Linked DNA regions of Homo sapiens: region 2 is linked to region 1. Evidence: read pairs that join two places in POLR2A ChIA-PET (ENCODE). Cell type or tissue: A673. All regions are shown on one strand. Links, peaks and the distances in the headings refer to the core of each region. The heading gives the core; the rest is flanking DNA. Region 1 has its middle 33 kb from the start of PCDH1. Region 2 holds the start of PCDHAC2 (protocadherin alpha subfamily C, 2).

Evidence for each region. Peaks named below come from ENCODE experiments on the same cell type or tissue, not always from the same donor. Only the 100,000 strongest peaks of a DNase experiment are listed, where the experiment ranks them.
Region 2: POLR2A ChIA-PET joins it to region 1 with 10 read pairs; 3 of 35 experiments call an interaction of 5 or more read pairs at or near these places.

The regions. Positions count from the first base shown.
Region 1 is chr5:141,843,013-141,848,379 of GRCh38, forward strand. No RefSeq gene overlaps it. Among named protein-coding and RNA genes, the nearest start is that of PCDH1, 33 kb to the right of the region's middle. RefSeq lists a silencer at 3,092-3,386 and enhancers at 3,764-4,585, 5,342-5,367. In A673, for the core only: a CTCF peak has its summit at 2,602 (motif pointing right); a DNase peak (open chromatin) is centred at 3,219.
Region 2 is chr5:140,963,609-140,968,975 of GRCh38, forward strand. The region is part of intron 1 of PCDHA1 (protocadherin alpha 1); the gene reads left to right. All of the region lies in intron 1 of PCDHA2 (protocadherin alpha 2), which reads left to right. The region is part of intron 1 of PCDHA3 (protocadherin alpha 3); the gene reads left to right. All of the region lies in intron 1 of PCDHA4 (protocadherin alpha 4), which reads left to right. It also overlaps PCDHA5, PCDHA6, PCDHA7, PCDHA8, PCDHA9 and PCDHA10, and 6 more genes. In A673, for the core only: no CTCF peak of the experiment used is centred there; a DNase peak (open chromatin) is centred at 2,903; H3K4me3 peaks cover 1,842 bases; H3K27ac peaks cover 1,254 bases.

The DNA of each region.
Region 1 (5,367 bases), core at 160-5,159:
GGAAGCCCCTGGGCTGAGGAGAGGGCCAAGGAACAAGGTGAGGCCCTGTGAAAAGATTACCCCTCAAATCCAGCTTCCTCTAGGGGCTTAGTGCTAATGAGTTAATATTGCCATCACCTTTGATTTGGGAAGACGGAGGCTTCCGAAGGAGCCTCCCTGGGTAGAGCATGGGTAATCAAAGGGTCAGGAGCCCCTGTGGCTTTGCCTCCTTCCCAGCCAGAGGAGGATCCCTGGCTCTTTCTATAAGGGCGGCCTGGCCAGCCCAGCCTGGGGCATTTCCTGTTTATGGGCTTAGAAGGACAAGGGGAGGAGATCTGGGGATGAGAGTGAGTTGTAGGGACATTGGTGGTACCAGCAGGCCCTGGGAAATCCTTATGACTCAGCTGCTCTTGGTGGGTCCCTGCACTCTACTCACTGTGGCCCCGGACCTGAATTTCAGGTTTCCCCTTGCCCTTGCCAAGGACACACTCTGTCCTTGACTCCCTATTCCAGGTTTGCCCTCCTCCTACCCAAAGCCCCTGCCTCTGGTGCCTCTGGGCACCTGAATCCCTTCCCCTAAAGTCCATGCCTCCTGGTTCTAGCTCCATCTGCTTCCATCCCAGGTCTCTCCTCTTCCCCATTGTCCCTCCCAACCCATCCCACCCACTCTCTTCACCATCTAACCCTCTTTCCCCCTTTTCACCACAGTTCTCACCTACAGCCCTACTCATCTGGAGCCTGCCCTCCTTCTCCCTCCCTTATCTTGCTCTGGCTACAGAATCTCTAAGCAGAATTCCTTCCATTCACTCATTCATGCAACAAATATTTTCGGTGGTGGTAAATAAGTTAAACAACGTTCTGGCCTCCTGCAAACTTTTATTCTAGTGGGAAGAGGCAGAAATTGAAGGCTCAAAAAGATTAAATAATCATAGATTGGAATACGGTCAAGGAAAGGGACAAGGGGGGCCTGTGACCAAGATTGAAAGGGACACCTTCTATTCCCTTACTTAGATATGTTGTCAGGAAAGGGTCATAGGCAGCAGCCCTACAGGAACTACCCTAAGACAGAGGTTTGACAGAGACAGTCCCCCAGCTCATCTGCAAGCAGGGGGCATGGAAGCCACTAGACTCGGATGCTGTCCCCCTCATTCCCACCTGTTCTGCTGGACACCTTCCTCCTTAGTCAACCGTGACAGAGACATAAATTCGGGAGACCTCGACCTCCTCCCTACCACCCCAACCTCTGCCTCTGCTCCCAACCCACCAGCTTTTTCCAGCTACTGGGGTCTCCTGATAAGGCAGAGGGAATGAGGGTTAAGGGTACCAGTCCTTGGGAGTCATGCCTTTTTTTGTCCCTACGGAGGGGGGGACATTGAACACAGGGGCAAAAAAAAGACATGACTGTGTAAACATACAGCCTAAAAGCCGTAGGAACCACTACAGCTATAAGAAATGAAATATACATGTGCTGGGAAGGTTTTGGAGGGATCTTGGCCAGGAAAGGGTTCACGAGAGCAGCTTTCCTGAGTGTAGCATTTTGAGGGTTGGGGGGTAAGGAGGGCATTGGGCATATGGAACAGCTCCAAGCCACATGGAGTCAAGCGCATATGCACAAACACAGCTCAGGGACTTTGCCCTTCCCAGCGCTGCAGCCCCATGAAATATTTAGGTTTCTGGACGCTGCTCATCCCTTATTGTCCCCCTCAGCAAGTACGCTTCCCCTACATCATTTATGGCTGTCCCCTTTCCTCCCCTCTGAGGCCTGCAGAGAAGGGAAAAACAGACCCTAAACTGAAGAAGTGTGTCCCTCCAGACCTTGTGGGCAGAGGGCAGGATCCCAGCCTCATCCCCTACACGGGGACACCATAGTGAGTAGCCCTGGGAGCCAGGCAAGGGGGATGGGTCCAGGAACTGAGAGGCAATTTGGGCCCCCAAGAATGGAGAAGCAGTGGCAGGAGGAGGGGATTGGAAGATGCAGCTGTCCTGGCTCCAGAAGGACCCCGGAGAAAGGACAAGAGTCTGGAGTGATGATAAAAGCTGCCATTTATTGAGCCCTTACAATATACCATGCTAAGCAACTTACGTGCATTCTCACCTTAAATCCACACTGCATTTTTGGAATGTATTATCCTCATCTCATAGTTAGAAAAAGTGATGCACAGAGAGGTTAAGTAACTTGTCTGAGACAGTCAGCCCGTCCAGCTCCAGACCAAACTCACACACACACACACACCCTGACCTGTGTGGGTATGTGGAGGGGAGTCGTGCCAGGCCAGCGTCCACCCTACTCTCTCTTTCTCCCCAAAGACAGGGCTCCTTTCAGTATAATCCCCTCCCCCTGCTCCTCCTCCACTCACCAGTGGATTGGCCTAGATTAGCAATCCTATATCCTTTATCTGTTCCATACACAAATATTGGTGGCCAGAGGTCAGGAGACTCCCAGGAAGGGGAGAAAGGAAGGTGAGGAGCTAGACAGGGTGACCAGGAGAGAGTGAGAGTGAGAGCTAGAGCTAGAGACAGAGATACATGGAGACAGACGAGAAGGGGCAGAGTAAAAAGCAAGTGGGCGTGAAGGGGTGCTAGTGGCAGCTGGGAGGCTGTTAGAGAGACCCATCAGCCTGTATAGTCACAGCCCACCCCATCCACTGGGTGGCGATAGGATGGATGGCAGGTGGTAGAAGGAACTCCCACCCCCACCTTCACCCAGCTTTGTCTCCACCCACCCTCCCCCTTCACACCCCTGCTTCTCCTTCCCCTCCCCGACTGTCTTCTCCGGAACAATTCTGATTAGACTAAGTGACTAAGAGGTGGTTTCGGCCCGAACAGCCAATTAGGCCAGGAAGAAGAGAAAGTAGCTTCCCCAAGTCTTCCACCCCTACCCACCCACCCCCATCTGCCTTTTTCACCTAGACCAAGTATTCCTATCCCAAGACTACAGACTGTCAAGAAAGTTCCCTTGATTCTGCCCACTCCTTACTGCCCACTGTGCCCCGTTACCTGTGTCCAGACAGCCCCTAATCTACTGCTTAGTCCCCACCCTGAGCTCCTCCGTCCTCAGGGCCCGAATCCACTCACGTCTTCCTGGCAGGGTTGTAAGGAAAGGGTAGGGCTCTCCTTGGGAGGTTATCTTTCTAAGTCTCTTTATTTCTCTTTCTCCCTTCTCCCTCTCCCTCTCTCTCTCCTCTTCCTCTGGCACTTATTTCTAACATCCGTGGACCAGGCCTACTGGTTGCCATGGAGACGCACGGTGCAGCTGGATGGTGAGTGTGTGTGAGAGGAGCTGTGTGCGCTCTGCAGCAGGGGCGGGCGGCTGTGTGTGAAATGTATCCATGTTACAGGAAGCATTCTTTGAGGGGGAATCAGACAGGGATCCAGGCCGCCTCCTTGAAGTGAGACCCAGGCCAAGGGGGAAACTCTAAAAGGCCTAAGCCCCTAAACCCCTTGGTCATCTTCATCTGGGAAACATCCACCCCTTGGCCCCTGCAGGTCAGATACTAAATTCTGTTTCATCCAGGATCTGTAATGGCAGATTCTGGAGGGGCCCTAACCTGCCCCGCCTGCCCAAGAGGACTAGGAACCCCAGAACCCACTGGGAAAATAGCGGGCTGAGACCTGTCCTGAAACTGGGAGGGGGGTTGGGGGCAGCTATAGAACAGGTGGAAGATTAAGCTGGACAGATGGGCTGACTGATGAAGCCCACATCTCCCCAATATTACTCCAGGGGATGGGGTTGGAGGGGAAGGGGTTTGGCCCAGCAGGATGGAAACTCCCCTCCATTTTTTTCTTTTTTCTTGAGACCGAGATTCAATCTTGTTGCCCAGACAGGAGTGCAATGGTGTGATCTCGGCTCACCGCAACTTCCGCCTCCCAGGTTCAAGCGATTCTCCTGCCTCAGCCTCCCGAGTAGCTGGGATTACTGGCATGCGCCACCATGCTCGGCTAATTTTTTTGTTTGTTTGTTTGTTTGTTTTGAGACGGAGTCTCGCTCTGTCACCCAGGCTGGAGTGCAGTGGCGCAATCTCGGCTTACTGCAAGCTCCGCCTTCCGGGTTCACGCCATTCTCCTGCCTCAGCCTCCCGAGTAGCTGGGACCACAGGCGCCCGCCACCAAGCCTGGCTAATTTTTTTGTATTTTTAATAGAGACGGGGTTTCACCATGTTAGCCAGGATGGTCTTGATCTCCTGACCTCGTGATCCGCCCGCATCGGCCTCCCAAAGTGCTGGGATTACAGGCGTGAGCCACCGCACCCGGCTGTATTTTTTTTTTTAGTAGAGACGAGGTTTTTCCATGTTGATCAGGCTGGTCTCGAACTGCCCGCCTCAGCCTCCGAAAGTGCTGAGATTACAGGCGTGAGCCACCACACCCGGCCAACTCCCCTCCATTTCTACTCACTTTGCCCAGAAGGTTAGAAGAAAAGAAACCCAGGTAACTGCCCTGAGGAATCTTAGCATCTTAGAGTACTGTGGCTATGCTCTTTTCTCCCACTTCAGGGCCTTTGAAGGCAATTTCCCTGCAGTTTCCTTGTATCTGGAATGTTCTTTGCCAAGCTCTAAAACTTCAGGGTTATTTTTTTTTTTCTCTTTTTTGAGACAGGGTCTCACCTTGTTGCCCAGGCTGGAGTACACTGGCCAACCTTCAGGTTTCCTCAGGGAAGCTTCCCTGGCTGGGTAAAGCAGCCCCCTCCCCTCCCCCACCTCCAGTTATCCTCCTTCTTGTCCCACTGTTTGTTTCCTTCACAGCACTTTAACACAATCTATAATTATCTCATTTATTTGTTTATTGTCTGTCTTTTCCTCTAGAATGCAAGTTCCCAGAGAGAGAGAGTAGGCATCATGCCTGTCTTATTCAGCACCATAATGCTAGCACCTGAGACAGTGCCTGCCACTTAGTAGGTGTTAGACGTGTGATAAATAAAAAAGTGGACAAATTATCTCATTGAAGCCCCACAATAACCTTTGGTGATGGTAAGCACTATTATCCCCACCTTACAGAGGAAGAAACTGAGGCTCAGCCACCTACCCAAGGTCATGCCACTAGAAATAAGTACAGCCAAATTTCTAACGTAGGTCTCTCTGACTCCAAGTTTGATGGAAAGTGGGGACCATTCTTTTGTTTGTTTTCCGAGATGGAGTCTTGCTCTGCTGTCCAGGCTAGAGTGCAGTGGCACAATCTCGGCTCACTGCAACCTCTGCCTCCCGGGTTCAAATGATTCTCCTGCCTCAGCCTCCCAAGTAGCTGGGATTACAGGTGCGCACCACCGTGCCCAGCTAATTTTGATATTTTTAGTAGAGATGGGGTTTCCCCATGTTGGCCAGGCTGGTTTCGAACTCCTGACCTCGTGATCAGCCCACCTCGGCCTCCCAAAGTGCTGGGATTACAGGTGTGAGC
Region 2 (5,367 bases), core at 190-5,189, 880 kb before region 1:
AAAGCTTAACTTTGTTGCATACGCATCTTCCCTATCATGGTTGATTTCCTATATGGCATAGTTAAATGTGTTTATCCGTGTTTGATATCTAAAGGGCCATGCTACATATAGACTGCCAACTAAGGTTTTATCTGATGATAATAAATTGTTGTATTTCATGACGACAGCAACAACAACAATAATGTACTTAACTAGTCACTGTGCAAATTGCTTTACATACATTTTCTCATGTAATCATAATAATAACCGTATGAGTTTTGCTTACTATTGTTTTCCTTAATTAAAATGAGTAAAGTGAAGCTTAGGCTAAGTAACATGTCCATAGCCAAACAGTTAGTCACTGGCAGGAGTGTGACTGACTCCAAAGTCTATATTCCTAATTACTGTGTTCTACTTTTTAATAGAGAGCTCTTGAAGGTCCAAGGAAAGGAATGCATAATGGTGTGGTCAAGGCATTAGTGTTAATATTTGTAGAAAGGGTAATTAACAACAGTCTGAGCAATCACATTCTAACAACTAGTAAGGTTGGCAGGAGCCTCAGTATAATGGTGTGAGGAACGAAATCATTATAGTGCCAAATAGAGTATACCATCTCTTTAGTACAATGTCTTTCAAAATGAGGCTGATTGTGTTGGCTTTATATTTGACTCCTTAATAATTAAGGCAGTAAATTCTAGCTGGAGCTAAATACCTACAAGGCCTAAAACAGCATAATGGACAACCTGGCAGGTGTCCTTGCTGGAAGATGACAAGAGTGCTGAAAGGAGAGTCCTGGTTTTTCTCCCAAGACATGACATTTGGGGGCTTCCATTAAAAAATTACCAAGCCTCTGCCACTGTAATCTCTTCCTTAAGTGCCTATGATTTTTTCACAGTCACAGGTCTATGCCTGGTCAATACCCAGTGGCCAGGTCTCTGAGCTGCGTGCAGAGATGGCAGCGACTTGGAGGGCTGGGAGGAGATAAGGGGAGGAAAGATCACTTTTCATGACAACTTACAACTTGATTCCACTTATAAGCCATTTATTTTCAGAAACAAGTAATGGGTGAGGACACAGGCCAGGTCCACAATTTGTGCACTTGAGAGATTAAGGCCTCCGAGATCAAATTACCACAGCAAACTGAGACAGAATTATTGTAGGGATGTTTGGGGAGGATGCAGAGAGAAGAGGAAGAAGCCAGAGACCCAAGAAAGGAGACAGGAATAGATTTTGATGAAAATTGCTTCCTACTCTGTACCCTTGAGGAAACAAAGAGGACAAATAAGAAGCAGCAGTGATAGGAGGCTGGGCGCTTCTCTGGAATAACACTGGCTAGGTAGTGGAGCATTGATAGTGAGTGTGCTTGGTTGGTGGAACGAAGGGATGTGCTAGTTCAGGCCTTTGAATTCTGGGTGTCAGGATCACAACCTTGGCTCCTTTAACTGTCCGCTCTAGGAGGGAAGCATGCCAAATGTCAGGTCTCACTCTGACTTTGTTCCAGTCCATAGCTAGAAAATGACCCATAGAGGAAGATCTACAGATGACAGAATACTGGGAGATGAAGAGAAAGGACGTTTTAGTGAGTGCTTTTTTTGCACATGAGGCAATAGATTTCAAATTCCTGTGGAAGAAATGTGAGAACCTGGGAAGAGTGAATATTCAGAACTGAGCAGCAGAGGCAATGACACAGCATGGAAAGATTTCCTCTGATCCTTCTACCTTCTCTTTTACTGAAGTGAATTTGTTGTCTCTGTGTTGCCTCTATAGCAGTACAAGAGGAAACTTGGGGACACAGAAGAACAGAAGTCTAAGGAGTCTTATATTTAAGGAAGATAAGCTGCAGTCATTGAAATTGCTGGTTATTGTAAGATAAATCCCAGACTCCCACATTTTGCTTAATGACAGCAGATTTTTTTTTTTTTTTAACTGCAAAGCATTAATGGAATCCAAATTCCAGCCTGGCTTAGGAGATCAACAGTAACGCTCTTGATTTAATGGTTTTGCAGACTCTTGAAGACATTGTCATCCATTAAAGAAAAAATTTTAAATTACTCTTGAAAGAAAATGTCTTGGGTGATAAATGTAAAAGATTTGAAGCAAGATTAGAAAAAGCTTGAGAGAAGAATCTCTTTAAAAATTTTACCAGATTTTCCCCATTGTCGCCAAAATGGGTCAAATAATAGATTTGCCTACAGCTTCATGGAGACTATTTTTTTAAACAGAGCATTTTAAACATTTAAATATTGGTTATTTGCCAAGGCACACACTGAAAATAAGGGCCACTTGGCCGAGAGCAGAATTGAGTCTTGGATCCCAGGATGCTGGTTTTAGGCTTGCTCCCGGAAAGAGGGCAGCATTTGCCATCCCCCTCCTTTTGCCCTAGGAGTTGAGCACTTTCTGCAGTACTTAAGAGTGTCCAGGGAAGATGTGGGAGTCAGGTGAATAGTTCCCATCGCCAGTAACCCCAGAGCGCCTCCCCCTGCGTTGTTTCCTTTTAATGTTAGATCCGCCGCCTGGGTGCCCATACTTAGCTAAGGCCCCTCAGTTTATTTTCCTGAATTGCGCTTGGAGATCTTTTCCTGGGGAGCTGATAGCCAGACTTCTAGGGGCTTGACTGCTTTTCCCAGACTAATCTCCTTAAAGACCCGTTAAGCAGGGGAGAGACGGTGGAGACTGGATGAACTGGACAGTGGGGGTAGGGAGAAAGGGAGTGGCCGTGTTCCTGCGGTCCGCTGGGATCCGGCAGGTCCAGGGTGAAGGAGATGGGGCTGGAGAGGCTGAGCAGTCCGGGTTCGCTGTCCGCCACTTCGGCGCGGAATCAGAGCAGGACTTGCTGAGCCCTCCTACCGCTCCCTTTCCCCCTCCCCCTCTGTCTTCCCTTCTGTTTCCTTTTCCCTCCCCCTGGAGCTGTAGCGGCAGCAGCAGCAGGAAGCCGAGCCGGGTTGAGCGACTCGGAGGCGAGCGGAGGAGCTGGAATATGGGGAGTCAGCGAGGACGGTGGGGCCAGGAGCCCTTGGGAGGGCCTACGGAGGGAGCGGCCCCAGGCGCTTTCTAGAGCGTGAGCGGTGGGGGAGCAGGCGCAGGGTGGCACGAGCGGAGGCGGGGCCCGGGCGTGGGGCACGGCTGGGGAAGCTGCCGCCTCCGGCCCTGCCCGGCTGCCTCCGCCGCGGCCAGTGGCTATGGAGCAGGCGGGCACCAGACCTGCGGCGACAGAGCATCCACGGCTCCGGCGGCCCATGCCCTGGCTGCTGCTACTGCCTCTCCTGCTGCTGTTGCTGCTGCTGCTACCTGGCCCTGCGGCCTCCCAGCTGCGATACTCTGTGCCAGAGGAGCAGGCACCCGGCGCGCTCGTGGGCAACGTGGCTCGCGCGCTGGGGCTTGAGCTGCGGCGCTTGGGGCCGGGTTGCTTGCGCATCAACCATCTGGGTGCGCCCAGTCCGCGCTACCTGGAGCTGGACCTGACGAGTGGAGCGCTCTTCGTCAACGAGCGCATTGATCGGGAGGCGCTGTGTGAGCAGCGGCCTCGCTGCCTGCTCAGCTTGGAAGTGCTGGCGCACAACCCCGTGGCGGTGAGCGCCGTTGAGGTGGAAATATTGGACATCAACGACAACTCACCGCGTTTCCCGCGGCCCAACTACCAGCTTCAGGTAAGCGAATCGGTGGCGCCTGGAGCGCGCTTTCACATAGAGAGTGCGCAGGACCCCGACGTGGGCGCCAACTCAGTACAGACCTACGAGCTCAGCCCCAGCGAGCACTTCGAGCTGGACCTTAAGCCCCTGCAGGAGAACAGTAAAGTGCTTGAGCTGGTGCTGCGTAAGGGCCTAGACCGGGAGCAGGCAGCCTTGCACCACCTGGTTCTCACAGCCGTGGATGGGGGCATCCCAGCCCGCTCGGGTACGGCACAGATCTCTGTGCGTGTCCTGGACACTAACGACAACTCTCCTGCCTTTGACCAGTCCACTTATCGCGTCCAGCTACGGGAGGACTCACCCCCAGGCACATTGGTGGTGAAGCTGAATGCCTCAGACCCGGATGAGGGCTCCAATGGTGAGCTCAGGTACTCCTTGAGCAGCTACACGTCGGACCGGGAGAGGCAGCTCTTCAGCATAGATGCCAGTACCGGGGAAGTGCGAGTAATTGGGGGGCTGGATTATGAGGAAGCCTCCTCCTACCAGATCTATGTGCAGGCGACTGACCGGGGTCCAGTGCCCATGGCAGGTCACTGCAAGGTGCTGGTGGACATCGTGGACGTGAATGACAATGCCCCAGAGGTGGTGCTCACGGACCTGTATAGCCCAGTGCCTGAGAATGCTACACCCAACACCATTGTGGCCGTTCTCAGTGTCAATGACCAAGACTCAGGCCCCAACCGGAAAGTGAGCCTGGGTCTGGAGGCCACACTGCCTTTCCGACTGAATGGCTTTGGAAACTCCTATACACTGGTGGTGAGCGGCCCACTGGACCGAGAGCGGGTGGCTGTCTACAACATCACGGTGACAGCCACAGATGGGGGAATACCGCAGCTCACATCCCTGCGTACACTGAAGGTTGAGATCTCTGACATCAATGACAATCCACCAAGCTTCCTGGAGGACTCCTATTCCATCTACATACAGGAGAACAATTTGCCAGGTGTGTTGCTCTGTACTGTGCAAGCCACAGACCCAGATGAAAAGGAGAATGCAGAGGTGACCTACTCCCTTCTGGAGAGGGAGATTCAAGGGCTGCCAGTCACCTCCTATGTCTCCATTAACAGTGCCAGTGGCAGCCTTTATGCTGTCAACTCCTTTGACTATGAGAAGTTTCGGGAGTTCTTTGTGACTGTGGAGGCTCAGGACAAGGGGAGCCCACCACTGAGCAGCACTGTGACTGCCAACGTATATGTGGTGGACATGAATGACCATGCCCCTCACATTCTGTACCCTACCTCAACCAACTCGTCAGCAGCCTTCGAGATGGTGCCTCGAACTGCCCCTGCTGGCTACCTGGTCACCAAAGTCATAGCTATGGACTCAGACTCTGGGCAAAATGCTTGGCTTTTTTACCATCTAGCCCAGACTTCTGACCTGGACCTCTTTAAGGTAGAGCTGCACACAGGAGAAATTAGGACTACCAGGAAGATGGGAGATGAGAGTGGTAGCACTTTCAACCTGACCGTGGTGGTCCGAGATAATGGAGAGCCATCACTATCAGCCTCTGTGGCCATTACAGTAGCTGTGGTGGATAGGGTTTCCAAAATCCTCCCTGACACTCAGAGGCATGTTAAGAGCCCTCGGACATACTCTGAAATTACCCTTTATCTAATAATAGCATTAAGCACAGTGTCTTTTATATTTCTTTTGACAATCATCATTTTGAGCATCATCAAGTGCTACCGCTACACTGCGT